Regions from separate parts of the Mus musculus genome. Here regions 2, 3, 4, 5, 6 and 7 are each linked to region 1. The links are chromatin loops, found by intact Hi-C in ENCODE. Cell type or tissue: heart. All regions are shown on one strand.

What was found. Hi-C counts contacts between places; a loop is a spot of excess contacts. Peaks named below come from ENCODE experiments on the same cell type or tissue, not always from the same donor. Only the 100,000 strongest peaks of a DNase experiment are listed, where the experiment ranks them.
Region 2: it touches region 1 in a loop (4-fold over the local background); 16 of 42 quality-filtered maps call a loop at or near these places.
Region 3: a loop joins it to region 1, with 2.5 times the contacts of the local background. A loop is called at or near these places in 7 of 42 quality-filtered maps.
Region 4: it touches region 1 in a loop (7-fold over the local background); 28 of 42 quality-filtered maps call a loop at or near these places.
Region 5: a loop joins it to region 1, with 6 times the contacts of the local background. A loop is called at or near these places in 15 of 42 quality-filtered maps.
Region 6: it touches region 1 in a loop (4-fold over the local background); 14 of 42 quality-filtered maps call a loop at or near these places.
Region 7: it touches region 1 in a loop (2.1-fold over the local background); 7 of 42 quality-filtered maps call a loop at or near these places.

Annotation. Positions count from the first base shown.
Region 1 is chr2:33,820,293-33,824,292 of GRCm38, forward strand. All of the region lies in intron 6 of Mvb12b (multivesicular body subunit 12B), which reads right to left. Among named protein-coding and RNA genes, the nearest start is that of Nron, 16 kb to the left of the region's middle. In heart, no CTCF peak of the experiment used is centred here; a DNase peak (open chromatin) is centred at 1,519; H3K27ac peaks cover 446 bases; H3K27me3 peaks cover 1,043 bases.
Region 2 is chr2:33,971,269-33,975,268 of GRCm38, forward strand. All of the region lies in intron 3 of Gm13404 (a long non-coding RNA gene), which reads left to right. Among named protein-coding and RNA genes, the nearest start is that of Gm39793, 11 kb to the left of the region's middle. In heart, no CTCF peak of the experiment used is centred here; a DNase peak (open chromatin) is centred at 2,323; H3K27me3 peaks cover 731 bases.
Region 3 is chr2:33,884,992-33,888,991 of GRCm38, forward strand. Mvb12b (multivesicular body subunit 12B) reads right to left here and starts at 2,955. Exons shown (of 10, transcript NM_175184.4): 1 at 2,329-2,955. The coding sequence starts at 2,403. In heart, no CTCF peak of the experiment used is centred here; DNase peaks (open chromatin) are centred at 480, 2,080, 2,130, 2,300 and 1 weaker place; H3K4me3 peaks cover 2,101 bases; H3K27ac peaks cover 1,996 bases.
Region 4 is chr2:33,955,861-33,959,860 of GRCm38, forward strand. All of the region lies in intron 1 of Gm39793 (a long non-coding RNA gene), which reads right to left. All of the region lies in intron 2 of Gm13404 (a long non-coding RNA gene), which reads left to right. Among named protein-coding and RNA genes, the nearest start is that of Gm39793, 4.7 kb to the right of the region's middle. In heart, a CTCF peak has its summit at 2,088 (motif pointing left); no DNase peak of the experiment used is centred here; H3K27me3 peaks cover 296 bases.
Region 5 is chr2:33,916,843-33,920,842 of GRCm38, forward strand. No RefSeq gene overlaps it. Among named protein-coding and RNA genes, the nearest start is that of Gm39792, 10 kb to the left of the region's middle. In heart, a CTCF peak has its summit at 1,722 (motif pointing left); a DNase peak (open chromatin) is centred at 2,159; H3K4me3 peaks cover 910 bases; H3K27ac peaks cover 950 bases; H3K27me3 peaks cover 1,243 bases.
Region 6 is chr2:34,637,188-34,641,187 of GRCm38, forward strand. Gm34372 (a long non-coding RNA gene) reads left to right here and starts at 1,880. Exons shown (of 3, transcript XR_003954033.1): 1 at 1,880-2,377. In heart, a CTCF peak has its summit at 2,314 (motif pointing left); a DNase peak (open chromatin) is centred at 2,284; H3K4me3 peaks cover 684 bases; H3K27ac peaks cover 732 bases.
Region 7 is chr2:33,868,810-33,872,809 of GRCm38, forward strand. All of the region lies in intron 2 of Mvb12b (multivesicular body subunit 12B), which reads right to left. Among named protein-coding and RNA genes, the nearest start is that of Mvb12b, 17 kb to the right of the region's middle. In heart, no CTCF peak of the experiment used is centred here; a DNase peak (open chromatin) is centred at 1,732; H3K27ac peaks cover 2,119 bases.

The sequences.
Region 1 (4,000 bases):
TGGTTTATCACCACACACATACACAGAGACACACAGACACAAGCACACAGACATAGAGACATACAAACACAGAGACACACACACACACAGATACATACAGACACGGAGACATACACACACAGAGACACACAAACACACACAGACGTACAGAGACACAAACACACAGACAGAGACATACAAACACAGACAGACACAGAGACACACTCAAACACACATATACACACATAGACACGGGCATACACAAATATACAGACACAAACAGATACACACACACACACCTGCACGCACCCACCCTCTGGGCCAGGTCTCCTGATTTGGCCCTATACTGTAGGCCACGTGACCTTAGAGAGGTCCTATTTGTACCACTGCCTCCTACTTCCTGGTTCCCATGGTGCTGTGGCTATGGAGTTCTATCTACAGGATTAATCCTATCCTCTGGCACATCCACTCTCCCTAGTGACTGTGTCATCTGTGGGTTTGGTAAGCACAACTCTGACTCTTATCAGGCTTCTGATTCTACTGCTCAGCAAGCTGGGGTCAGCAGCCCACCAAGCAACACAGGCACATCCATTCAAGCACTCGGGGCTCCTGGCACTCTCAGCCATGGATTCCCGAGGCTTTACAAACCTGAGTTCAGGCAGCTGCAGAAGCTCTCCATTCCAGCAGAGTCACACATGGAGTCCCCATGTATGAGAGGGCATGGGGTGCTCTGTTGTCACACGGAGTCCCCATATGTGAGAGGGCATGGGGGTACTCTGTTGTCACATGTGAGTCCCCATGTGTGAGGGCATGGGGTGCTCTGTTGGAAGACCATTCCATTATTGGTACACGTGCTCTGAGGTGGCAGCCCTGAGCAGAACAGACCCCCTCTTTCAAGGTTGGCCCAGTTGGCTGAGGCCAGCCCAGAGATGGGTAGGGAGATAAATTATGCCCTCAGCCCTTAGGCACCCCATCCTACTGGATACTGTGTGCAACACTAGTGGGTCGGGGATGGATGCTCACTGCCTGGAGGGAGACACAGGTTCCAGGTCCAGGACAAACCAGAGACCTAAGCAGAGTGGGTGAAACTAGGGCTCACTGGACAGAGGGTGAGTTCTGTCAAGACACTTATGTGGCTTCTGACACAAACTCCACTGAACTCAATATCTAATTTGCCGACATCACCAATGAGCATCCTGCCTACCCAGAGATCTCTGTGCAGGAAGGCAAGGGGGAGGGCTCTAGATCAACTTTTACCATGAATACCTTTGCAGCAGTGGAGAGGCCCAGGTGGGAACTGCCTGCTCCTGGGAAAGATGACAAAGGTGACGGCCTGTCACCTGTGAAAAGGTCAGCCAATGCCCCTTTTGTCTAAAGTAAAGTTAGAAATGACAGCTCTCCAGAAAGCTGCTGGGAATGCCTAAATCCAAGCGTTGGCAGAGAACATGTCCTTTGCTTTTGAAACTGACTCCCAGGCTCCTGCCTGCCACCACCTCATCTCCCTCTTGCCTGTGGCTCCCACCCAGCGTGCCTCCTGCCTCCTCCTAGCTGGCCAGTAGAGGGCACCCCATCACCACGCTCCTGGCAGTTACGCTTTGGTGCTTAGATCAGGTGTCCCCACACAAAGACCAGGAAAGTGTTCTGATGTTTGCGGTTTAACGCTCCATGGGAAATTTACGAAATTGCTATATATGCGATGATGTCACCTACATAAAAGTACACAGGGGAAAGAGCTTGAAGGAAATGTAACAAAAGGTTATAAGACTTTCCTCACTGGAAATGGGCTTTGTTTGCCCATTATTTTCTATATTCTGCCAATTTCCCTCAAGCACTCACTGCTCTGTGATAGGGATGGGGAGTCATCTGGAGGGGAAGAACATGGGGTCCTCACTGCTGAAAAGCATGTGTTTTACACTTCACATGTGCGGGGACAGTGAAACCGAGGACTGCTCAGCCAGTGTGAGAGGGGCTCCCCAAGTGACCTGAGCAAGGCAGCCCAGTGGTGGGAGGGGCGGGGGAGGGGTGGGCAAGGCTCAGAATAAGACAGGAATAGGGTGTGTGTGTGTGTGTGTGTGTGTGTGTGTGTGGGTGCTGGGTACCCATCTGACTTAACTCTGGGGCCTGGAGCTGGGAGACAGGTCACCGAGTGGGGGAGGGCATGGTAGTGGGGTGCAGCCTATGGGGGAGAGCAGGGACTTCATGTCACCTTAAAGCCGGCACTCCTTACAGAGTCTCTTACAGCATCTTATAGCATCTTGAAGAAAAAAAGTAAAAAAATCCACACTCAACCCTTCCTTACTTTAATAGAAAATTCAAGTAACTACTGATTCTTTTCTTAAAAAAAAAAACAAAGAATCTGAATAGGAAAAGGATAAAATTCAAGCCAACCCACAAAAGATAAAAACACGAAACCCAGATGACTTAAGAGGCTCCCACAGCATGTGCCGGGCCTGTAAATCAACACCCACCACAGAGGAGCTGGAGACACAGCACCATTTGCATACAGGGGGATCCTCCTGAAAGCCAAAGCCGGCTGACTTAACTCAGCCAAATTAGAATACATTTTATATTGACTATTTTGACATTTGTTTTATTTGGCAAGTAAACAGAACTGATCCAATTTCCTTGCAGCCATTGTAAACCATAAACTGCACCCAGGTCATAAAATACGTAAGTATTATGAGCACTCTGTTGGATTGTGCCACCTTCCAACCCCACCAGCTCCCAGAGTCCTGCTGTGACAGTAGGTGACCTGGCTCTCCTGTGACAGGCAAGCTCAGGACAAGTACCCTCCCTGTCTCCTCCAGGATAGTAAGAGCCCTGTACTTTTAAGGTTTCTGTCAACTCAACATAAGCTAGGGTCAAAAGGAAAGGAAAGAGCCTCAGCTGAGAAAATGCCTCCATCAGATTGGCAAGTGCGGGACGGCCCAGGTCTGTGGGATGGTGCCACCCCTGGGCAGGTGGTCCCGAGTGCTCCAAGGAAGCGGGCTGAGCAAGCCATGGAAAAAGAACACTCCTTCATGGTCCCTGCTTCAGTTTCTGCTCTGTCGTCTTTCAATAATAGACTGTGACTGGGATGTATAAGCCAAATAAACTGTCTTCTCCGGGTTGCTTTTGGTCCATGTTTTTCCACAGCAATTGAAAACAAATTAGAATGGCTTTATTCCATGTGACAGGAATTAGCACCTGCCTGAGGTGATGCCCATTTCTGGGCTCTCCTAGACCACATGTCTTGGGGGAGCTGGCTCTATTTATTCAAGGCAGTTGAGCCCTAAAGGCTCAGTAGTCTCTGCAGCTGACCATGGGCACCAGAGCCTGAGCTGACCCCGCCCAGCACAGATGAGGACCTGAAATGATGCTGGCAGAAGTTATGGTGACCCCCTGACCAATGGCCCAGGACAGAGCCATGATAGCATCACCAGTCAGTGAGGAAGGAAGATGTGCCCACCCCGCGTCATGCCAGCCCCACACTCCTGAGCAGAGACAGACTCAACTGGTCACCTTTAAACACTGCTCCTGGTGCGGGAGGCCTGCACAGAGTCCAAAAGACAGAGTCTTTTGGTCTGGGGTCACCACAGTAGCCTCTCCCCAGAGTGGATGCTCAGCCTGGAGGGACAACTTGCATTGGGCAGAGCAACCTATTGAAGAGAGCTGCTCCATGGGGTGGGGGAGGGGCTGGCTTGGCACCCATTCTGTCCTGCTAAAGAAAGACACCCACCTCTTCCTATGGACAGCTCTTCAATGTGGTCTCATATCACCTCAACCCTCAGCGAACCATCTGCCATCCCTCCTTCCATTCATTTCTGCAGTCTCTCAGACTTAATTCAAGAGTGCTGTCCCTATCAGCTTCCCCAGGGACGCCCTGTTTCTTACTTGTGGGAGTCTTTCCTCAACTGCTGCTTGCAGAGTTCAGACACGTTACCCCACCAGCGCCAGTGCAGTCAGCTGCAGAGTGGCCTCCCTGGAATTAACTATTATTATAATTGAATGTAATGTTCTGGAAACTCACTTCTGTTTAAGG
Region 2 (4,000 bases), 150 kb after region 1:
AACCTATAAAGCACACTTTCTTTAAAAAGAAAGCCAAAAAAATCATCTTACAGTAATATATTTTTGTTTGTCTTGTTTTTGAGACAGGTTTCATGTAGCCCGGATGGGTCTCAAACTTACTATATAGCTAAAGATAACCTTGAACTTCTGATCCTCCTGTCTTCAGCTCCCAGGTATTGTGATTACAGGCAGGCACCTTTACCCCTTTTTCAATAGGTTCTAGGGATCAAACCTGGGGCTTCATGGTTATTGGGGAAACAGTTTACCAACTGAGCCCCAGCCCCAGCCATGATGAGTAAGTTTTTGATGTTGTGGCTTATGTCTTCCTGGAAATTTTCATAGGCTTGAATGTAGTATGTACATGAGGCTTTTCCCCTTGATTCTAGAGTAATGGATTGCAAGGTGAACCCCAGGGTTAACTGCCAAGTTCCAAGGTGTATTAAACATCTATGTCCATGTACAGTGTGCATCCTAAAACACACACACCTATTAGGATCAAGGAAATATGGTATGGTTGAGAATATGGCCTCAGGCTGCTAACCCTGAGCCCCAAGTTCAACCCCAGAACTCATGGGAAAATCTGGATAATCTGGTAGGCATCTGCAATCCCAGAATGTCTATGGTGGGATAGAAAGTGCAGGCAAAAGAATCAGCCAGAAATTCTAAGGCCAGCCAGCTTCTGCAAGATGCCTTCAGAGGCTGCTGTGTAGTGTGCACGCTGGGTGCACAAAAGAGTGCATGGATTGGGAGGTATGTGAGGGCGTGTGTAACTATAGATAGATTCTGGAGGGGTCTGTGTGCATAGGTACGCATGCATGCTCAGTTTTCTGTATATAGCATCTGTGCCCCCACGGGTGTTTTTAATGGTGGTCTGTCTTTGTGTCTCTGAGTCTGTATAACTATATGAGCCTGGATCACTCAGTACAGCAGAAGTGGGAGAACCTGTTTCAACTTTGTAAGGGAACCAACTTCTAAACATCTGACTTACACACATGTGTGCACACCCACATTCACATGGACACCATGCACAGAGCAAGAAGGAAAGGAAAAAGGTGTAGGGGGAAGTATATATTACAGAATGAGAATCTATGAGTTCTATAGTTAGAAGGGGAGTTGTTTTATCTTAGGATCTGAGACCTTGCTGTGTTGTGCCAGATAACCTTGAACCCCTGTGCTCAAAAGATCTCCTGCTGCAGTTTCCCAGTAGCTGAGCTTATAAGTGCCAGGCTCATGAACACTGCCTTGGGGTCTTTGTTTAACAAAGCTTATCCATAATTCCACATCAATAAATGAACAGTACTACTGTTGGTTTTAGTGGCTGCATAGTACTCCATAAAACTGATCTCTCATGGTGAAGTTGTCCCCAGCTATTGTGCACGGGTCACCAGCCTGGAGCACAGGGACCCTGGGAATCATTGGTGAGCAATCATTTCTCAGTAACTGCCGTTACTGTGAGCCTGAAGTCATGTGACTCTGCCACTGTGCACTTGGCCTGGGCTTTTCAAAGCTCCCAATTTGGTGTTTCAGGCCCAGCCTGCATGGTCCAGGTCCCCCATCCTTTCATCTTCGCATACCCTCTGCTGGTTGGTTCTTGGCTCTAGGCACACTTTGATCTTCACATGCAAACCTTTTCTCACCTCAGCGCCTTTGCATGTGCTACTCAGACACCCTCTCCAGGAAGCCTTCTATGGTGAATCCCTCCTCGAGCGAGGCTCCACTGGCCTTTCTTAGGACACATGACATACTTATCATTAGGGTAAATCAGGAAATTGCCAGCACTCAAGTTCTGAAGTTATGCTGTAGGCAATTTCTGAGGGTTGACTACTACAGACCCGAGGTTCCATCCCTTCCATTGAGCGGTGGCATTTTAGGACAGGGACCTATCTGCAGTGCTCATTGTGGCATTATCCCAGCACTGTACCTGAGCACAGACTGCCTCACCTGTCAATATAATGAGTAAATGAATAGTGAGGTTCAGAGTGAATTTGAGGCTTTAAATGCCTTAGCATAGTCTAGGCTAGCATGGGGGTGGGGTGGGGGTCACCCACCTTCCACTTGGCACTAATCACTGGGAGCAGAAACACGGACCAAGGCGGGTTGAGGCTGGGTGTACACCCTAGTCACTGTGGCTCCAAGGCTATACCCAGTCTCACTTTGAAATGGCCCAGCAACAGCTGGGTTCCTCTAGATAGAGAGCAGAGGCCAAGTACATGGGGAGAGGCCTGGGTGCTGCCTCTTACCAGTCTCTTCCCCCTCCTCCTCCACCACCACCACCAACCTGGTGGTTCAGGCTTGTAGCTGGTGCACTGTGCACTTATGGCCACAAGGTGGCAGTGTTGGCACCACCTGGGCTCTGGGAGGCACAGGGCAGCCAGCTCCTGCAAGATGCCTTCTGAGGCTGCTGTGCAGTGTGCATGCTGGGTGCACAAAAGAGTGCATGAGTTGGGAGGTATGTGAGGGAGCGTGTAACTATAGATAGTAGATTCTGCAGGGGTCTGTGTGCATAGGTATGCATGCATGCTTAGTTTTCTGTATGTAGCGTCTGTGCCCCCATGGGTGTTTTTAATGGTGGTCTGTCTTTGTGTCTCTGAATCTGTATAACTATATGATCTAAGAACGTTCAGGGGAGACAGTGTTTGTATGTAAAAGCATTGTGGTTCTGATGTGCACCTGTAGGGTAAGTGGTTCTGTGAGAGAGGAGAGGACAGCTTGAGGCTGTGTTAACATCAAGGCCAGGGACTCTTGGGGCTCTCTTTCCCCCTGCCTAGGACCTTCTCCTCCATACATAGCTGTTCTAATTCTGACCCTCAGAGCCTGGAGCTGGGGCCTCACTGGTTGCACCCCACTTCAGATGCTGCGTTTCAACCTCCCCTACGTCTTTCTCTGAGCCTCCTTCCTCCAGCCATGGAGACTGTGGCAACAGAGCTTCACCTAAGGCACTCTGAGTACACATAGTAGGCTGACAGCCTTCAGATGGCATGCAGCGGGCACTCTGAGTACACATAGTAGGCTGACAGCCTTTAGATGGCATGCAGCAGGGACCACCCCAGCTCCTCACTGAGAAAAGTCACTCTTATCACTAGGGTCCTGGGTCCTCTAGTCCCTCAGAGCTGATGTCAGTGTGTTCTATCTTCACTTAGTGGTGCCCAAGACAGAGTTCTGCCTGTCCCCCCAGGGGACTAGGTCTTAGATTCGGTGTCCCAGGCTTTGGGAAGACCTGGGGATGCCACTAGCTCCTTCTCTTGGTCCCATCTCTTATCCTGTGCAGGCAGATCACAGTTCCCTTCCAGCTTTCTCCCTCCCCCTGCCAGGCGAGGGCCCAGAGTGGCATGTCTGGCTATGTCTAGCCACCCTTCCCCCCATGGTTATTAATGATTGGGTATTAGGCAAGCGGCACTATCGATTCTGGCGCGGGCAGCTCCAGGTCGGGGTAATTTATGGAAACACCGGTGTCCCTGGTGATAAATAATGAGGTGATCGTGAGGATGGGTCACTAGTGAGTGACTTCCACCTTATACCCTGTCCACTAACACACCAGCTCATAAATGGAGGAAAGGGGGAGAGGCCCAGTAAGCTGGAAAGACAAAGGATGCTTTGGTGATGTGCGCCTCCAGAGGACAAGGGGAAGCAGAGACATGGCTCTGTGGGGTCCAGGCGGGCGGCGGGAGCTGGTGGGAAAGGGAAGAGAAATACAAAGAAGGCAGAGTGGAAAGACTGGGGAAGAGAAACAGTGGGGGCAGGAGACACGGAGGAAAACATGGGGTGGGAGAGGAATGAGAGACAAACAGGGCAAAGGAGAGGGGGACGGAAGAGGCCCGAGGCTGCACAGGGTGAGGACAGCAAGGGCAGAAACAAAGAGGGAAGACGAGCAATTAAGGCCAGCCACTCCTCGAGAGGACTGTACACAGGGTCGGTGCTGTGGTCTAACTGTGAATGCCCCGAGACACCCGGACTGTGTACCCTCCAGGCAGGCTTTGGATCCCACCTCTCTCCTGGGCCC
Region 3 (4,000 bases), 65 kb after region 1:
CCAGAGAGGAAGCAGTTCACTACAGGCACCCTACCACCCCATATCCCCAACTGGCAAAGAAGGCTCCCGCCATCCGCAGACCGTAACCAGCGTCCTCAGCTCAACCACATCCAGCCATGCAGTCATTTGTCATCTTCCTTGTGCCAACTGTACTCCACACTTCCCACACTCAACCCCAGCACCATCATCATGTGGCTGTGTGGTGAGGCTGATGCTCTTTGGAACACTTCTAACCGGCCACGGCAGAGGGACCCAAGCCACTGGCTTCTGATCCTGTGAAGCAGATCTGCCGTGAAATGGGCAGAAATTCAGTTTTGGGGTTCTCCCTTGCTCCTTAAGCCCTGGGAGGCTTCCAGCCACTGTTTTCACATGGCCATGTGGTCTTATAACACACACACACACAAACTCAAGATATCCCTGAGTTCTTTTTCTGATGGGGCCTGAGCCCAGCAACAAATCATGTGAGCAGCAGGCCTGCTGAGTGCTGGATCCCGCTTAATTCCCATGAGGCCCTGTGCCTCTGGAAGGATCAAGGGCCTTCCTGATTGATGATGCTTATGGCATAAGTATTATTTGTAAGCCACTTTCTACAATTAAGAAAATGGGGATTCAAGAAAGGGATAGTGCTTTATTAGGGTCACTTGAGGTCTAAAGTGTGCGATAGAACTCAACCCAAGCCCTCAAAATCAAGCCACGTTTACTATAGCATAGCTTTTGATTCCCCCAAGATGGCCTTTCTTATGCCTACAAAGAAGCACTCAAAAAACAAACTAAAGAAGCAAACCTCTTTACCAAAATGCCTAACAGTAGTTGCTGACCGGGCTGGGCAATGTAGCTCAATGGTAGAGCTCACCCACATGCACAAGTTTGATGCTAAGTCCTAGAAAGAACTGCTTTTACTCATAAATTCACCACAGTAAGGCGGGCACTACGTTACAGTGTCCTGAAACACTTCGTTTATATCCCACCATGACCCTATAATAGATATCTTTAGTCTACATGACAAAAAAAATGGAGACTCAGAAGGCTTCATTCATTTCACAAGCCACACACTGTGAGTAGAAAAGCCAGACACAGGCTAGGGTTTCGTCCTTAAACTCAATTAACTTAACTTTAATAATATTCTAGAGTAGTCTAGGTCTACCAATACAGGCACGACAAAGGTCTTTAGCCTGTAACAGGGACATAAATACCAGAGGAGGGAATGGGCGATGTAAACAAGAAAGGGTGATTTTATATTCAATGACCCAGCTGACACTCTGTCAGTCAATCTCCCGGGTCCCTATAGTAGCCGTAATTCTCAGAGAGACCCCGTTAAATATGAGTGTGGTACAAGTTCTCAAAGCACCCCCAAACGATTTCCCAGCTGGCAAGAAAGATGACACCATCCCCGGTAACTAACCTCTTGTCTGCTTGGAGTTTTTCAGTTAGTATAGGTTTCTATAGGGCTTATCTTCTAACTTTCCCAAGGCAGCTGATAAGATTCGCCAGCCCTGTTAAAGGGAGATAGGATCCAACCAGCTGTCGGGAAACATAGGCGATTACCCCAACAAGGCATCACCAGAGACAAAGGCCCTGAAAGAGGAGCCTTGCCTGCTGTCTGCCAATGTGGCTGAAATCCAGGCGCTCTGGGTCTCCCGTGGGGGCAGGGAGTAGGGGCTATGGCCATTTGCCTTGGGCCTGCCTTGTCTTGCTGAACAGGTCGTTGGGGTCAGGGGACAGAAGAAACAGGCTGATAATTTAGGGACAGCTGTGTGCTAAAGACAAAGAAAACAAAGATGCTCCTGGCTCTACCTTATTCACTGTGTCTGTCTCTGAGGATGTGGTCCCTGGTGCGGTGCTAATCAGTCCCTTGGGCTTCACTTGCCCTGGCTGGAGTCATTGCAAGGGGAGGCTAATCAACATGCCCACCACGCTTCCTGGATGGCTGGTCACCTTGCAGACAGGTGCCCTACAGTTCGGGTGCCCCCAGGTAATGATGTCTGAGGGTCAGGTGCGCGCTCATCCGCACCCACGTGACAGCTGAGAGCCGGACCCCAGGCCAGGCGAGTCAAGGGAACTGTCCCCAGCGTGTGCCCCGGTGGAGATCGTCGCCCCTCACCTGGCTCCACCCTCGGAGCGCTGCTGCGACTCGAGTCCCCAGCTCGCTCCCGCCGCAAGGCCGAGCCGGAGCCCCCCGAGAGCCTGCGGCACCGCGCCGGGCGGAGGCCGCCCTCACGGGGCCTGTCCCCACGCGGGGCTGGGCGAGCCGCCCGCAGGCCTGGGCCCGGCCGGCTCCTCCCGTGCCCGCCCGTCCCCGCCCGTCTTCCCGCGCGGGCCTCACTTAACTGTTCCCCGCTGGGGCGGCGGCGGCTGCGGCGGCGGCGGGTCCCGGCTCCGTCTGACGCAGAAGCAGCTTCTCATCGCCCGGGCGGCGCGGGAGGAGCCGGGCCCGGGGCCCAGGCGGCTGCAGCCGGCGCCGCAGCTCGAGCGCAGCCTCCCCGGGAGCGGCGGCGGCGAGGGGCGGGGCGCGGCCTGGCGGCGGCAGCGACGGCGGCGGCGGCAGCAGCGGCTCGGGCCGGGGCCGGGGCGGGAGGGGCGTGCAGCCTGCGGCGGAGCCCGGGAGCGCACCGCCCTGTGGCCCCCGGTGCCCTCGGTCCCCGCCCCCAGTCGGCCTCCGCTCGGCTCTGCTAGGCCTCGCCGTCCCCCTCGTCCACCGCTCAGCCCAGCTGTAGGTCCCTGCAAGACGCTCTGACACCCAGGCCTGCAGGCCCGGAGTGGCCCTTTGCAGAGACGCCTTCCCACCTGTCCCTTGTAGGCTTGACTGCACCCCGGGGCGATCCCCTCTGCTCTGCCCACAATCCGGCTAACCTAATGCGGTGCAGCCGGGCCTCAGACTGACCCCACTCTCAGAGCAGGTCTCAGCTTGCCCCTCTTGCTGGGCAAATGATTTACCCACAGAGGCCTGGGGGCAAGCCTTGAGGAGGGATCTAGTGTAGCATGCCTGCCCTTGCAGTGCCTGGGGAAAGGTACAGAAGTCAGGAAGAAATGGAGCAGGACCCTCAGGCTGTAAGAAAAGGAGGCATCAGCAGCCTTTGATCCCTGAACCACCTGCCCCTACACAGCCAGGCCTGCAGGCCCTGGAGGGGACATGTGCTAAACGGGATATTTAAAACAGAGGATCACACGGTAGCCGGCTTGGATTTGCTCAGGCATCGGGACTCATAGTCACACATCCTGTGCTTTTCCAAAATAGTCAGCTCCTGAAGCAAATGGTGCCAAGCAGGCTGTCAAGGAAAAGATCCCGTGGGGACAATTCTCAAATGTGTGCATACAATCCAGGTACTTGTGTCACTCAGAAACACCACTGATCCAAATGGGTTTATAACAAGTCCAAACGCACCATAAGGAAACAGACAATCTGTGTTCTTAACTGGTACAGAGCCCAGCACAGTGGTGCTCCATTTAATTCCAGCCCTTGGGATGCAGAGGCAGGCAGATCTCTGTGAGTTCAACACCAACCTGGTCTACATAGTGAGTTGCCCGAAAGCCACAGAGGATTTGAAAAGAGACCTTGTCTCCAACAAAAACTTGCTACAGGCAAAAGAAAAAAAAAACATATTTCCAGGTTTATCATAACCCTGATATCAAGATCTAACAGAGATAACACCACCAAGAACTCAAGTGCAGAGTTCCAATCCCTAGAGACCTGAATATATGTGATTTTATGAAGAATGCTTGCTGTCTAACAAAGTAAGTGTTGTGTGACACCCATCTGTCCACCTTTGGGAGACTCTATGGACACTTCTGGGAAGTCCCATAGTAAGACAAGACAAACAAAAGCCTGGTTCATTTGTTTAGGCAGCCATTTCCCAGAATCATCTGGGCCAAGAAAACCGCTCTCCCCAAAGCCTACCCGTTAACTACCCATGATGAGAATCAACACCATATCTGACTGTACTGGTTGGTTTGTGTGTCAACTCGACACGGCTGGAGTTATCACAGAGAAAGGAGCTTCAGT
Region 4 (4,000 bases), 140 kb after region 1:
TTTTTAAAGCTCATTATATTTTGTATTACAGAGCTAAAGCACATTCATTATACAAAATACAACGAACAAAATGTGGAGGATGTAAAATGGGCACCACCCCACTCACCAGAAACTATCACTGTTAATAGTTTGGAACTTAAGCTGGTTTTTAGTAACCCTGTGAAGTGTGTGTGTGTGTGTGTGTGTGTGTGTGTGTGTGTGTGTGTGTGAAGGAGAAAGAGAAAGAGACAGAGAGAGCGAGAGCAAGAGCGAGCACAGGGATCAGTGTTGGGTATTCTCAATCTCTCTCCTTGTTACTTCTTGAGGCAGGGTCTCCCTCCAACCTGGAGCTCATTGATTGTTGATTCTGCTGGGGTGGCTGACCAGTGAGCTGCAAGGACCCTCCTGTCTCCTGCACCAACCCCAGCCTTAGGACACAGACTGTGTCTAGCATATTTTCAGTGAGCCCCAAGGTCTGAGTACCAGGCTCGCCTAGCTCACATACTTTACCCACTGAGCCCTCTGCCCAGGCCTTATTCTACCTTTATAAAGAAACCCTTTATACTTTATGGTGTTTAGTGAAGACATCTTCATATCTTAGATATTTTCTGGCAGAAGTTCTGGTTCCAAGTCACATGGACATTGGTGCATCCTTAAATATTCTGGAATCAAATGCAACACTGCTGCTTGGATGGATTCTTCTAGAAAGAACTCGGAGCTTTATGTTTTTCTTCTTAAATTGTGTGTGTGTATTTCTCTCTCTCTCTCTGTGTGTGTGTGTGTGTGTGTGTGTGTGTGTGTGTGTGTGTGTGTGTATCTGTGTATGTCTCTCTGTGTGTGCGTGTGTCTGTATCAGGGGGATGTGAAACCTGTGAAGGAAAAAGTAGGATAGAGAGGGAGGTGCTACAGGCTCCTGGGACTCCTCGAAGAGCTCTGATCTACCCTACAAAGCATTAGATCTAAGATGACTTCCGGAACACCAGTGAGACAGCAAGAGGAGGAACTCAGGCTGCTTCCTTTATCTTCACGGAAGTCCTAACGAGTGCCGATGCCCACCGTCCTCCCACTCCTTCTGAGTTAACCTATCAGGCAGGGTTTTCATTGAGTCATGGTGATTGTGTGATGAGATATGATTGGCTGAGGATTTAGGCTTTGAGGATTTTTGGCATTGGCTTGAACACTGTATATATAAGCTTATGCGCTTCGCAGTCAACTCAGATCTGCACCCTGATGCTGGTGTCCAGAGTTTGATTTTCTGGGATTCATCACATGACTCTCTCGCCTCTCACCACCGTCTCTATCCTTGGTCCTGTTCCTGCATGTTTGTATGCGTGTGTGTACCCGTGCCTTTGCTTGTACACATGCGTGTGTCTGTGTGGTGTTATATGCATGTGAGTACAGGCACCCGCGGTGGCCAGAAGGGGGCTCTAGATCCTCTGGAGCTGGAGTTACAGGCAATCGAGATCCACCTAATGTAGGTGCTCAGAACTCTGGTGATGCCGAACATTAGCATCCAGCTGGTCTCTGCAGTCCATATCCAGAGCTTTTTTTTAGGGAGACTCCGAAGTGGCCCATTCCAAAGCAAGACTAAGAAAGAGTTATATTTTCCACAAAAAGGCTTCATTGAACCTAACTCATGTACCACACAGTTTGCTCGGCTCACCAATGCATTTAATCTGTCTCATGCTGTGGGCAGTGGCCAGTCTCATTAAGGACTGAGGAAATGGCTCAGTTGATGGACTGCTTGCTACATAAGTTCTCTCTCTCTCTTTCCCCCTCCACCTCCCCACTCCCCCGTGTTTGTGTACAGGCACATGTGGTGGTCAGAGGGCAACCTTGGATATCCACATACTCTTTCCATTTTGTTTGAAACAGTCTCTTCCCTTGCTTCTGTTGACTGCAGGCTAGCTGGCCTGCAATCTTTCAGTGACTCTCCTGCTTCTGTGTCCCATGCGACTGACTACAGGAGAGTGATCTTACAGACCCTTTCTCCCTCACCTGACCTTTACCCAAGTTGTGGGGATTTGAACTTGGGTCCTCCTGCTTGTGTGGCAAGTGCTTTCCCCGCTGAGCCATCTCCCAGCCCTGCTTTAGAGTTGAGGCAGAGCTGTTGCATGCTGCCCCCTGCTGGTTGTTGTTCCTGAACTTCTCATTTTTCAAGAATGCCATTAAAGAGCCATTCTGTGATGTGCAGAATCACAGAACCTGTTTGTGGTTTCTTGGATACAGCTTTTGAAGTCTACACGTTCCCCGATGCCCCGGTGACATTCCAGTAACCTTCAGCCCTGCGACTGCATATCTCTCCTCTCCCTCATTGGCATGCTACCTCTGTGGGCTTTTAGTCTGTTCTCTGAACCTTCTCCACAAGCACATACACTTTTGCATCATTTTCTTAGAACCACTTCACATGTCTTGTTATTTGGTGTTATTCTTCCAGACTTCTCAGAACTCAAAAGAAATTGAGCCTGGAGAGATGGCTCAGCAGATAAGGATGTAACCAGAAGACCCAAGTTTGATCCCTAGAGCCCGTGAGAAGGTGGGAGAGAACTGACTCCTGCAAGCTGTCCTCTAACCTCTACACATGTCTGCACACATGCACGCACACATGCACGCAGAATAAACACATGAGTGATAACTGGTTTCCTAGTTCAATTTGTCCATTTTAAATGGAACCCTGGACTGCTGATTTTTATTTAACAACACTGTTGCCATTTGAGTGGGGTCTCATTACTTTGTAAATTAATTCAATATGAGTCTTTCTACCTGAGAATACAAAGTAACTTTTTACAATCATTCTCTGTGCTTTATCATTAGATATTTACTCTTAGAATAAAATACTTGGTGGGGCAGTGTCTGTGTGCGTGTGTCTCTGTGTGTGTCTGTGTGTGTGTCTATGTGTGTGTTGCAGTCATTCTCTGCGAGCATCTATTATTAGACATTTATTCTTAGAATAAAATACTTGGTGTGTATATGTTTGTGTGTGTGTGTGTCTGTCTGTGTGTGTGTGTATATACACTTGATCTTTTAATGTAGTTAGTAGTCTATCATGCTCTTGAACAATTTTATAGTTTATAAAAGTTGGGTCCTTTTGTATCACAGCTGGACAGTCATGTCATCTGCAGATAAAGATGATTTAACACCCCCACCTTTTAATTTTTATTCCCATAATGTCTTTCTTTAATTACACTGGTGATTTCTTCCAGAACAATGCTAAATACTAGTACACTGGACTAATATTGGACATTTTTTGTTTTATTCTGACTTTAATGGGAATGCTTTTAGTGTGTTTCCCATTAAGCACTAAGCATAAATTATTTTTTTACTAATAAAAATATCAACCAAACATCAACCCAGCTTGTGGAAAGAGATGAATCTATTTCATATGCTAAAGAAATAACTATCCCTTCCTGTTTTATTAAATGCTTTAAAAATTAAGAATAGTTATTGAATTGTGTCAAATGTCTTCTCAGGGCTTGTGGAAATGTCCTCAGATCATTCTCTTTAGACCTATTAAGGTGATGAATTATATTAATAGATATTTCCCCCTGGCTTTTTATTGTGAAATTTTTCAAGTATGCATCAGTGGTGAAAGAAGGTAAAGGTGGGTGGGGTCTACCTCCTGGCTGTGTTCTGTAGGACAGACGGCTGTGCTGGCTTATGCTTCGGCTCATCCTTGTGTCTTAGAATCTATGTGAATAACCTTTCCTGTGATATACAGGAGGTTTCTCCCCACACAGTGGCTTTTTCCCCCCTTGGACTGTTAATACTGCAGTGTTGTGTATGTATGTGCCCGATTGCCTGTATGTGCATTGATGTGCAGTATCCTCAGACTGAAAGAGACAGTAGAGTATCCCCTGGAGTTTAAGTGGTTGGAGGGGGGCACTATGTGGATGCTGGGGAATGAACCACAAAGCCATCTCTTTAGCCCCTTATTTGCTGTTTGAATTTGGTCTACTATATATTTGTAAATGTATATGGTATAAATTTGTATGTGTGGACTGTCTTGGTCAAAACCCAAGAT
Region 5 (4,000 bases), 97 kb after region 1:
CTCGCAACGCCAACGTCTATGTCTCCCTTGTGCTCTGTGTTCAGAGTGAGCTAAGCTTGGCAGCCTGAGCTTTGTCGCTTTGTTTTTCTTCCAGGATCCATACCAGAACTTATTTTGGGGGGTGGGGGTGGGGGGTCTGGAACATGTTGTTTCAATAGGAAAAGGGATGTGGCAAGCACAGCCTGGCTCTCACAGTCGCCATTTACTGAGACATGCCACTTCCAGTCACATTTCATTGGCCAAAAATAGTTTGTGGGGTTAACATTGACTTTACAGGACTGGGGCAAGAGTGACTGACAGCATCATCTAGGGGGCTCTGTTCTTTTGGCCATTTCTGTCTCCTAGGTATAGAACATGCTCGTCTTTAGGCAAACAATCCAATGTTCTAATCAGCTACTAGTCAGGCTCATGCTTAAAGTTCACCACTTCGTATAATGAATGGGATGCCCTTATCAGAGAAGAGAGCGCTTGAGTTCTCAATTTCTCTTTATGCTTTTCTCTGACTCTCTGTTTCTCTGTCTTTGTCTCTCTCTGTCTGTCTCTGTCTCTCTCTCTGTTTCTCTCTGTGCCTCTGTCTCTGTGTCTCTCTCTGTCTCTGTGTGTCTCTGTCTCTGTCTCTCTCTCTCTGTATAACATGCACGTGTGTATCCTTGCACGTGGAAGCCAGAGGTCAGCCTCAGGCATTGTTCTGCTGGAGTGGTTCACCTTATTTGTTTAGTGAAAGAGATATTTGAGTTATTCAAGTCTGAGCTTGGCCACATGGGCTAGAGATTGTGCCGCTCACAGAAGGGCATCCCCCATTTTCAAAACATCAAACTGTCTCTGGGTTTTCCAGGGACCATAGATGGAAGATCCCCATATATGGGATTCTGTGTTCCCCTGTAGAGAAGTACTTTAAAGGATTTATAGGACAAAAACTTGACTTGATGATGATGATGATGAATGTCTTAATTCTCCTTTGAGTCGCCCGGTGTGTCCCTGCTAACACAGGAACATGGATAATCCCACAGTTCCTGCATCTCCTCACAGTGCCACTCCATCTGGGGTGATGAGCTCACAGATGGAGTCTCCTTACAGTGAATCCTCAACTCTCTATGGCCCCTAGCATCAGCCAAGATAACTCACAGCTGGAATGGGGCAGGAAGGAGTCCACGTTGGTTTTTGAGTCTGGTCTGTCTTTGGACTTGGGGCTCACCCTTTAGGTTAGGCTGGCTAGCCAGTGAGCTTTGGGAATCTGTCTCTACCTCAGTTCAAAGTACTATGAGGCAAAGTGACTTAAGTGTTGTTCACAGGCCTGCTGTACCGTGGTAAATGAGACTGCATAGTTAGGAGAGGCGCATGGAAGCTGCTGCCCTGTAGAGAGGCTGAGATAGTATGGATTTCATCAGCTCCTTCTCCTGGGTAAAGGAACTTCCCTTGATTTAGCCAGCTGCTTCCTTCTTCCCAGGAAAGGGAGGGCCCAGTCTAATGTTTCCTATTGTTTCCATTGTGTCTAAGGCAGAACCACGTAGAAATTCGTCTGGGGGCTGGAAATTGCTGAACACTAGCAATTTCCCACTGGCCAGTTCAGAAGCTGAGCAGGTGTCTCAGCATTTTCTTCTATCTTTAAAACACAGGAGCTCTCAGATTCCTGACCTCACACAAGTCCCAGCACCCACGGAGAAGCGCACAACTTCCTGCAGCTTTAGCTCTCGGGGAATCTGATGCCCTCTTCTGGCCTCTATCGGTACTGCACACATGTACAGACTGTATAAGTCAGGTCCATGCACTACATATTAAATAAAGAAAACAGAGGCCCAAGGGTAGCCTTAAGTCTTGAGAAATCAGAATATCTGTTTGTATTAGTAAGGGGAACATTGTGAATGGTAAGACATTCTATCACATGTTATCATTCAATTCACTTTTTTTTTTGTAATAGTCTCTATTTCAAGGGTAAGGAAATCATATTCACAGAGGCTAAGTTCCTATCCCCAAATCACACATCCAGTATATTCTAGTGACAAGACAAATCTAAACCACTTATACTTCCTCCTCGATCTGGGATGGAAGTAGGGGGTCATCCCAGGCTATGGGTGTGAGAGGCTGGCTCTCTCTGAACCTATTAACAAGCCTTTCTCATAGTTCCTCAGTCCCAGGAGAGGCCATCTGACTGGCCTGCCAGGGGTCATAGGTTACGAGCCCCACTATGATTGGCTCCAGTGGGGTCATATATTCTTTTCTGGTCAAATGACTCAGACGGGGGTGATGCAATAACACAATGTGGCTTCAGAGGCAGCAGAAGTGTCTGGGGGAATGGCTTTCCCCCCATAAATAACTTTGCCTGGAATTATTGAGTTCAAGCCTTGTGTAGTCATTATGTAGCATCAAGAGCTCTTTGTTACACATACTAAGTGCATTTGACCCTCACAACCCTGTGAAACCATCTCTAGCCTCACTGTGAAGAAAAGGCTCAGAGACTACGGGAGCAGCCCTGTCTCACATCTTACGTCTCTCAACTGGTTCTCTTGCAAGAAAACTGTACTGTGAAGGCTGGGGTACCTTCTCTCAAAGCCTCCCCTTGCTGATCTCTCTGCTCTCTCCTGCTTATCGGAACAGAACCCTGTGGCCTCGTGCTGTCTGAGGGTCATGAGCCATTAATTCACACACACACACACACACACACACACACACGCTCACCTCCATTCGTTCAGTGTATAGTTCCCAAGTACCTGGTTCTGTACACCACTGAGACCCCACTTTCCTGTGCTTTATTGTCCAGTGGGGAAGACAGACATTAAACAGATAATGACACTAATAATTATTTCATTGCGATTGTTAGAGATGTTATGAAGAAGTCCAAGGGGGCTCCGAGCATTTATGACCAGAGAAGTGACTCAGGAGTGTGTGTGTTGGGGGGGGGGGGGGGGAGACGGGACCAATACCACCAGGAAGGCAGTGTTAACTGGAGTTCTGGAAGGGTAGTGAAAATAGAAACTGACCGGAGGAATAGGAAGGCAGAAAACAGTGCTGACAGCAATAACAAGATTTGGAGGCTCAGACAACTTGGTCCAGGAAGCCTGGACCAGGGAGACAAAGCTTAGGAGGGGTTCCACAATCTGATTCTGCCCTTCAGGCAACTCCGCCTGCATCCATGCTTCCGGCCCAGGCTGTCTTATGGAGGCACAGCACGGGCTGGAGCAAGGGGTTTGGGGGCAGTTGTCTCTGCAGAGGCAGCAGCTGCAAGCAGCCGCTATTCTCTGGCCGTTCTCTGGCTCCCAGGTCAGGAGGAGGGAGGCAGCAGAGGACGCGCCTAGCACGATTTTTATATATGTGTGGCCATAATATTTAAGTGTCTTGGCTGTAAGCCTGAGACTAGGTCCCCCGACAGCCAGGCCTTGCTCCACACGCTCTAACAGCTGTCTGTAAAACCCGTTTATGGAGTCGCCATAAATTTCCCAGATGCTGCAAACCACAGGACCTGGGACAAAGAGTCGTAGGGAGGGAGGCGTGGGAGAAAATGGTGGCCTCTGCATCTCTCCCAGCTTGTCCTCTGGGTCCCCTAGCCTGCCCCCTGCCCACCTGGGGCCGCCTTACCCTAAATTCTTTTATTGAAGCTGATCTGAACACTGACCCCGTGGGGCCTGGCTGGGCAATCCAGCTCAGCACGGATGCCGGCGCTCTCAAGATTGCGGCAAAAGGTGCCGTAAATCAGAACTAAGTGTCATGATAGTGATTTGAACTGACACTGTTCTCACCTTGTCCATTTACCGGGAAATATATAACAGGAATAGATTGAGCCTGTCATATTGTACCTGAAAAATACAGCTGTTGGGGAGGAGAGGCAGGTGGCACCACGGCAGGGTCCCAGCGGGCAGTGGGGTGCTTAGCGGTGGAGGAGGAGGTGGGGGTGGGGGGTTTGTCAGCATTCCATTGGACTGAAAGCTTGCTCTCCAAGTCAGGGCACAATGGCCTGACCAGCCTCCCAGGTAGCCATGCCCCACTTGTTACAGAAACCCACCTA
Region 6 (4,000 bases), 820 kb after region 1:
ATTTCTGAGTTCAAGGCCAGCCTGGTCTACAGAGTGAGTTCTAGGACAGCCAGGGCTATACAGAGAAACCCTGTCTCAATAAATAAATAAATAAATAAATAAATAAATAAATAAATAAATAAATAAATAAAATGGCTATTGATAAAGGGAGGGAAACATGGGTCCCCAGCCCCTCCCATCAAACCCTCTCAGGTCTCCCAGCTTCGGCCCCCAGCCAGGCTGGTGGTTACAGTTGCTCCCAAGGAGCTCAACTTAAAAGACCCAGAGAATGGAGCTAGATCCAGTACATTCGGATCCAGTACACCCAGCAGGACCAAGACCAGGCTCCCAGCAAATGGGATTAGGCCGCTCCCCTAATCATGAGAATTTTGTCAGCTGGACAGCAAAGGCCAGAAACCTGGAATGACCATGGGGAGCAAGGACCCCTCTTCAGCCCTGGCCTGAGCCACCTTCCTTGCCAGGGTCCTGCCCCTCCCTGCGCCACCAGCCCAGGCCAGATCTCACCCCGCTTGGATTTACTCTTTCTTTGTCATCTATAGCAAGACAAGAGTGACCAGGTCAACTACAATTGTGTACGTCACCCTCCCACGGCCACACTCTCAGAGCTTTAGGTCAGGGCCATGGGTCCTCCATCTTCCCGCATCTGGGTCTGAATTTCCCGGATGTAGCTGCAGATACAGCGGCCCCAAGCTGTGATGACAGCCACTCCACGGAGGGTCCAGTCCTCCCAGGACTTGGTGCTGCCTGTGGGGTGGCAATGGGGTTCCTGGGGACAGGACTAAATGCTGAATAGGCCCTGAAAATGGGGAGGACCTTGAAATGTCAGCTCACACAAGCTGGCCCTTTCTAAGTACTAGACCCAGCAAAGGATTGGGACCCCCACTCTCTCTGTCCTGAGCCTCAAAATATGTGATATTCAGGGGCCTCCTTCAAAGTCAAGAAACTGAGGCTGGAGGGATGACTCAGTGGTTAAGAGCACTGACTGCTCTTCCAGGGGGTCCTGAGTTCAATTCCCAAGCAACCACATGGTGGCTCACAACCATCTGTAATGGGATCAGAAACCCACTTCTTCCCAGTACACTCTTCTGCTGTGTCTGAAGACAGCTTCAGTGTCTTTTTTTAAAAGAAGGGAAAAAAAAAAAGTCAAGAAACCCGGTACAGAATCTGGTCTGTGCCCCTACCCACTCTGCCTCAGGCAGGGTCAGGGGTCCCAGAATAACCTTGCTCAGCCAGTGTAGGACAAGCCGCTGCTGGGAGCTGAGGCCCAGCTGGGTTCCAGCGAGTCCTGGGTGGGTTCTGAGCATGGGGTCTGGATTTAAAAGCTGCTTAGGTGTGGAAAGAGACTAGGGGCACCATGGACAAACTGAGAAACAGGTATGGGAGAGTGCTTGGGCAGAAGGAGGGGACACAGGCACCTCATGTCACCAGTGGCTCCAGCTTTGGTGGCCAGAGGATCTGCCATCACAAGCCTCCTGCACCCAGCCCCTGCCTGCTCTTAATCTTGCCCCAGTGCCTAAGTGGGCGACCCTTGCTCTTGGGGACTGCACCCTCTGTATGACTTGGCTTAATTATCCTAGTGAGCCCCCACCTGGAGGCTCCCACTGGTCCCCTTAGCAGATGAGGTCTGTGGACTTTAGAGCCCTTGAACTGGGGTGACCTCATAGGCCCTCTTGGGCTTGTGACAGTCACTTCTAACCTCGCTCCCCCTCCCCACCTCTCTCTCTCTCTCTCTCTCTCTCTCTCTCTCTCTCTCTCTCTCACACACACACACACACACACACACACACACACACACACACACACACATATACACATGGACACATTACTCGCAGGGGCTGAGACCTTTGCCCTTACAGACAACAGCAGGGCGGGGCACAGGGGGGAGGCAGTGAAGCCACAGCCTGCAGCTCGGCGCGGGAACAAAGGAAGCACGGGGCGGTGGCCCTGCGTCCCACGCACGTCCCCAGCACCCACGCTCACGCGTGTGGGACATATGCACCCAGGGTACCGGGGCTCGCCACGCGGGTGGGGACCCCGACTCCGGCACACCGCCCCAACGCTAGTGTGGTCCGCCTTTAACACCAAGGCCCTGGAGTGGCAGTTGCAGGGAAAAGGAGTCAGCTCCAGGGTTCTCCCCTACATCCAGTGCCCGCCTGGGGCTGGCTCTGGCAGACCTGAACGCAACCCTTAGTGCCCCAAACTGACTCGCGGTGTTGGCGGACTCAGATGACAGGGATGGCCATGCGGGCGAGGAACAGCCAGGACCGAACCGCGAGGGAGGCACAATTGCAGCCCTGTGGCGCCACCTACGGCCCAGACTAACTCGCAAGCTTTCTGCCAGGCCGGCTCGATACAACTTCTGACATGTGGATTCCAGGTACCACCACCCAGGTTCTGTCTTCCTCTTCCAACTCCTACCAAACCCTCCTCTTCCTGCAACTGTACCCCACATTTAGCCCCACCCCAGAATTTCTCAAAAAGCATATCAGAAAAAGCTCCAGAAACATCAGTCCCGGGGGGGGGGGGGGGGGGGCTTTGTTCTGACAGGGTTCAGTTTCCTCGTGTTCTCCCATCTGTCTGTCCCTGCTGCACCCAGAAGTAACATGGCTCCCAAGGGTGAACACTCTTGGTCAGGAGGCATGGGAGGGCAGAACTGGACAGCCCTGAATTGAGCAGCACCTGAGCTAGGCCAGGCCTCTCAGTCCTCATGACCCATGACCCATGCTGAGTACCTGAAGACCAGTCTACACTGGGCTCTGAGGAGACCATGTGACATGACACCCGTACTCCCGCCATGACAAGTAAGCTCTGGCTGCAACTCCGCCCCCAAAAGAGGGTCATTCTCATGGTTTAGAGCCTCCAAGTGGTAGCCCAGAGTCTAGGCTACACATAAGTCTACACACTAGAGTCTAGGCCCAAGGGATCCTCACCACGGGAAATAAGCATTAGCTCGTGGAGTATGGTAAGGGGCACAGCAATACAGCAAGGGGCAAACCCAGAGCTCGATGTTACGACCTTGGTTCAACCAGGACTTTGGGGAGTTCAGAGGAGAGATCACTGCTGAAAGGCTTCCCTGGAATTCACGGAGAGATGATAGCAGTAGGCTTTGAATTTAGGAGTTTGCCCAAGGGAAAAATCTCACCAGAAAGTGTGGGCTTGTGGGAAACAGGAGCTTAGCCAATGTCATGTGCAACTTGAGAGTGAAGAGTGTAGATCTGAGCACTAGGCAGGCCATGGTTCAAGTCCAGGCCCTGCTGTGTCACCTCCAAAAGACCTAAGCATGTCAAATGAGAGTGACCCTACTTGGTTAGCACACTGTAGAGCTAACTAACCACTCCTGAGGAAAATAGGGGAGCAAATGTGACGGTGACATTCTGGGGTGGTCATGAGAGGTCACCCTGAATGTCACTCTGAGGACTATAAGGCTGGGGAAGGCTCCCCTGCTCCAAGGCCTCTCACTGGGGCCAGGCTTTAGGCCTTACCTTCTCTGGCCAACCTCGGCCAGGGTTATGACCCCCACCCCTAATCCGAGGCCCTGCTTCCACACTAGGTTGACATGGAAGAGCCGCCACCCTTCCCCCACGCTGCACAATCCCCCCCCCCCCACACACACACACTGTGCAGTCCCTGCCACAGAGAAAGGACGGTGGCACTACCATAATTTCTATTTCCTTCTAAATAGAAGCTCCCAGATCTGCTCCCACAGAACCAATTAAAGCACCTGCCGGGACCCAGCTTTGTCAGCAAATTACTTCCAGGCTCCATGGCTCAGGAATAAATCTCAGGCCGATGAAGGGGCCGGGATGAGGCGACGAACTGGAGGCCCCGGAGCAGGGAGGAGGTACATTCTCTCTAGTCCAGGCACCCCAACAGCACACGTCCAGCCTGGGTCACTCCCCCCACTGCTGCCGGAACAATCATTCCCTACGCGTGGGACACCTGTGCCCAGTAGACCAGGATGAAAATGACCCCACCTCCCGGACGTGGCCTGGGAGTCTCC
Region 7 (4,000 bases), 49 kb after region 1:
AGCTGCCTCTCCCCAGATTAGCTAGTCTTAGAGACAGGAAGTGACTTCCCTTCCAGCACACTTCTGAAAAACCAACCAACAAACACTATTCCATATTCTCATCTACCTTGTTCCTGTAAGCTTTCTGTTGCTGTAATAAAACACCGACCAAAAGCAATGTGTGGAGGAAAGGGTTTTTCCCACATTACACTTCTAGGAGCAGCCCATCATCCAGGGAAGCCAAGGCAGGAGCTGGAAAGGAACCTGGAGGCAGAATTTAAAGCAAAGACCGAGGACGATGCAGCTTCCTGGCTTGCTCTCCATGGCTCACTCAGAGTTTCTAATACAACTCAGGTCTGCCTGCCCCAGGATGGCATCTCCCACAGTGGACTGGGCCCTCCCACATCAATTATTAATCAAGAAAATGCCCCACAAGAGGCTCAATAAAATGTAGCTGATAGATGTGGCACAGCAGTTAAGAGCACTAGAGACTGCTCTTCTACAGGACTCCAGGTTCAATTCCTAGCCAGCACCAACATCGTGGTTTATAACCATTTGTAACTCCAGTTCCAGGGGGTCTGACACCACTTTCTGGCTTCCTAGTGTTCAGACTGGCATGCAGGCAAAATACCCAAACATATAAAGTAAACAGAGAAAGAGAGAGAGAGAGAGAGAGAGAGAGAGAGAAAGGCAGGCAGGCTGACTGGTGAAAAGGCTCAGTGGTTAAGAGCACTTACTGATGTTGCAATGATCTTACAGAGGATCCAAGATTCACTTCCCAGCGCCCACATGCAACATGCTCACAGCCACCTGTAACCCAGGATGCCCTCAGCTGACACCTGCACTCACGGGGTGTATGTAAATTCCTTCAGTCTCATCCATATACATACATATAAAAACAATAAATCAATCCTAAAGAAAAAGGAAATGCCCCTCAAACACGCCCACAGGTTAATCTGATGGAGACAACGCCTCAATTGTGGTTCCCTCTTCCTAAGTGACTCTGGCATATGCCAAGGTGACAAAAACAAACCAGCACATAATCGGGCATCAGGCTCCTGCCATCCAAGACACCAGACAGCTGACAAGCAGGCAGTACGCCTGTGGCCCAGAGCCCCAGCCGTTTCCACTAGATGGGCTGAAGTCTGCTTGCCCTGAAGTCTGCTTGTCCTACCTCTGCCTTGCCCTGCACGCAGAAGCTGTACGGAAAGCTCATGGCCACACTGCCCTGCTCTGCAGGCTCCTGTCGCCCTGACACTTCCCCACCTGGCCCTGTCCAGCAGCAGGACAGTAGGACAGCAGGACATACTGTTCCTCTTGGGAACCATCTTTCCAAGAGCAATCTCATGATCCACCCATCCACTGGCCGGAAATCATCTGATTAAACCTGGAGTCCTGGTTCAGACCATGGTGGTGTTTTCAGACACTACCACAGGGGTCAAAGCACACACTGCACCTTGTCACTTGATCTTAGATAAGGAGTAAGCGTGCTTGCATATTTCTTAAAGTGCATATAAATCCATAATCACTCAAAACAAACCCTACATTTTAAAAAAGAACAATTAACTTCTCTGCCAATTCAAATAATTGAGGCTTTATCTTTCACAAGGCTGCAAGCGTGAGCCAGCCCCTTCTGTGAGCAGCAGGAAGTATCAAGACGCTGTCCTGTCCATTGTCTAATTGAGCTTTGGTCACTGTCTGCACGGCTGGGGTCAGGAGGCCAAGGAGAAGACAGCTTCTCCTGGCAGGCGCGCAGGAAACCACTGTTTCTGACAGAACTTCCTGAAGCTGGCTTGCTGGCCTCACTGCACTCAGTACAACAAGTGCCAAGAGTCCTCCTCTCAAGGCAAGTCTGTCTCCAGACAGTTCACAGAAACTTTCCAGATTCAAGCTGCAGGAAGCCAGGGCTCAAGGCTGGTCGTAAAACCACTTTCCACATTTTCAGTAAATCTTGGTTTAATGTATTTTCTATCAAAACAAAAAAGAGCAACACCTGGTTCCTTTATCAAAACAAACTTGGCTCTGAAAAGCAAAGCGCCTGTGAGGAGGGGGTTGTGAGGTATGGGGACCTCCAAGTTCCGTTACTCTGCTCAGAAGCAGTTCCTTGCCATCAGTGCTGCCCCGAGGGGACCGGGGGCCCATAGAAGCCCACGGGGACAAGTTACTCCTTACCTTTCCCCTGCTGCAGTGTGAGACCTTAGATCCATCTGAGGTCTCCTGTCCTCTGCCTATGAGGAACAAGGGCCTACTACCACAATGTGGCCTTTCTCGAGACCTGAGTAACCGTTCTGTCACACTGGAGTGATGACTGTGTCGCATGTGTCCCACAGGCTTTGGACACGAGCTCGCTATCTTCCTCCAGAGGGCTTTAATTCTTTTTGAGCATGACGGGAATCTGCAAGCTCCCTTTACCCTGCTTTTCAGCACTGTTCAGGTAGCTTTGTGAGGGGATTATTTATTTATTTTTGTTTTCTTTCTTCTCCTGCTTTGGTGCATGACAACTGGCTACTCATTTGCAGGTTTCCAATTTTAAACCTGTGTGTCCTTTTGATCCCTCAACCCAACCCACTGCCCGGAGAGGAGCCGGTTTGTCTCAGTGTTCCCGCAGCACCCTATAGCTGATGCTTCAAACACTGGCAGCTCCAATGACTCTGGAGCCGCCTGGGAGACTTCTGGTATCTATAAATTATGCAGGACCAGCAGTTTTGAAGAAATGTCTTGTTGCCTAATTAATTTCAACACTCTTGAAAGGAAGGGAGATGAAAAGAGGTGGGGAAAGGAAAGGAGGGGGGTAGCTCACATGCTGCCCATGGAGGCCACATGGAAGTCGGAGGCCACCACCAACGCTTGCTTCCCAGCACACAGCAGAAGGAAGGAGCGAGAGCCAAACAATGGAAATTGCCCATCTCTTCTGACCGCTGTTGGACAACACCTCCTCTGCCCTCCCAGCCTGACTTCACTACACAGGCCCTGTACCATCTCAACCTGGAATCGTCCCCATTTGCACCGAGGCTAGCCAGTCACTTGCCCATCTTTACGTCAGGGAATGGCTGCTCCCGACACCATATCAGGTCCGGCGGCCACCTCCCCCACCTCTGTCCACACTTAGCCCCCCACTGCCACCTCCCCTCTCCCACCTGTCCACACTCAGCCCTCCACTGCCACCTCCCCTCCCCCACCTATTCACACTCAGCCTCCCACTGCCACCTCCCCTCCCCCACCTGTGTCCACACTCAGCCCTCCAGGGCCACTTCCTCTTCACTCTTCTACCACAGAGCTGGTGTTTGTGTTTGCTACTTTGTGGGTTCTTCCTTCTTCCACCACTTTCCCACTCTTTCAACCCCTGAACATTAGGAGAGAGACAGAGGGGAAAGGGGGCAACCTTACCTTTAGACTACTCTCTACTGATTAGGAGTGTCGAGTTCCTTGGGGCAAGTTTGATCTTCACTGTCAGGATATCTAACTTCTTGTTTCTTCTTTGTGCGTGACTACTTAACAAACCACAACCAACTACTAACCAACAATTAACAACCCAAACCCACCTCAAGGGGACCTAGCATTTATATACCCTCTGAAAAGTCACACACTATCAGAAACTATCTGTAACTGGCAAAATCACACCTCTGCTACAGCACGAGGCAAATCATAGTCAGCTGCTATGGACAGTCTGAAGCAGCGTCATATCCCACATCTGGGATTAAAATAAAAACATATTCCTACTTCTGTGTTTTTTAAAGAAACCAAAATCCTCACTATACTTCCAGCCTAGCAGTCTTGCTTCTGAGCCTTTTCTGAGACCCACCCCAATCTCTGAGAGTGGGGACATCAGTCTGACACTCCAGACCCTAGGCATGTGTCTGAAAGACAGACATGGGAGGCTGTTCTCAGGAGTCTGCAGAAATGGAGTCAATGTAGTGAGACAGTTAGCAAATGATTTCCAGTGTCCTAGTCCAAGATGCTTCCCCAGTCCAATGCACCTTTGGCATTTTTAACTTGAAGCTGCATCAGTACCTAGAAAGAT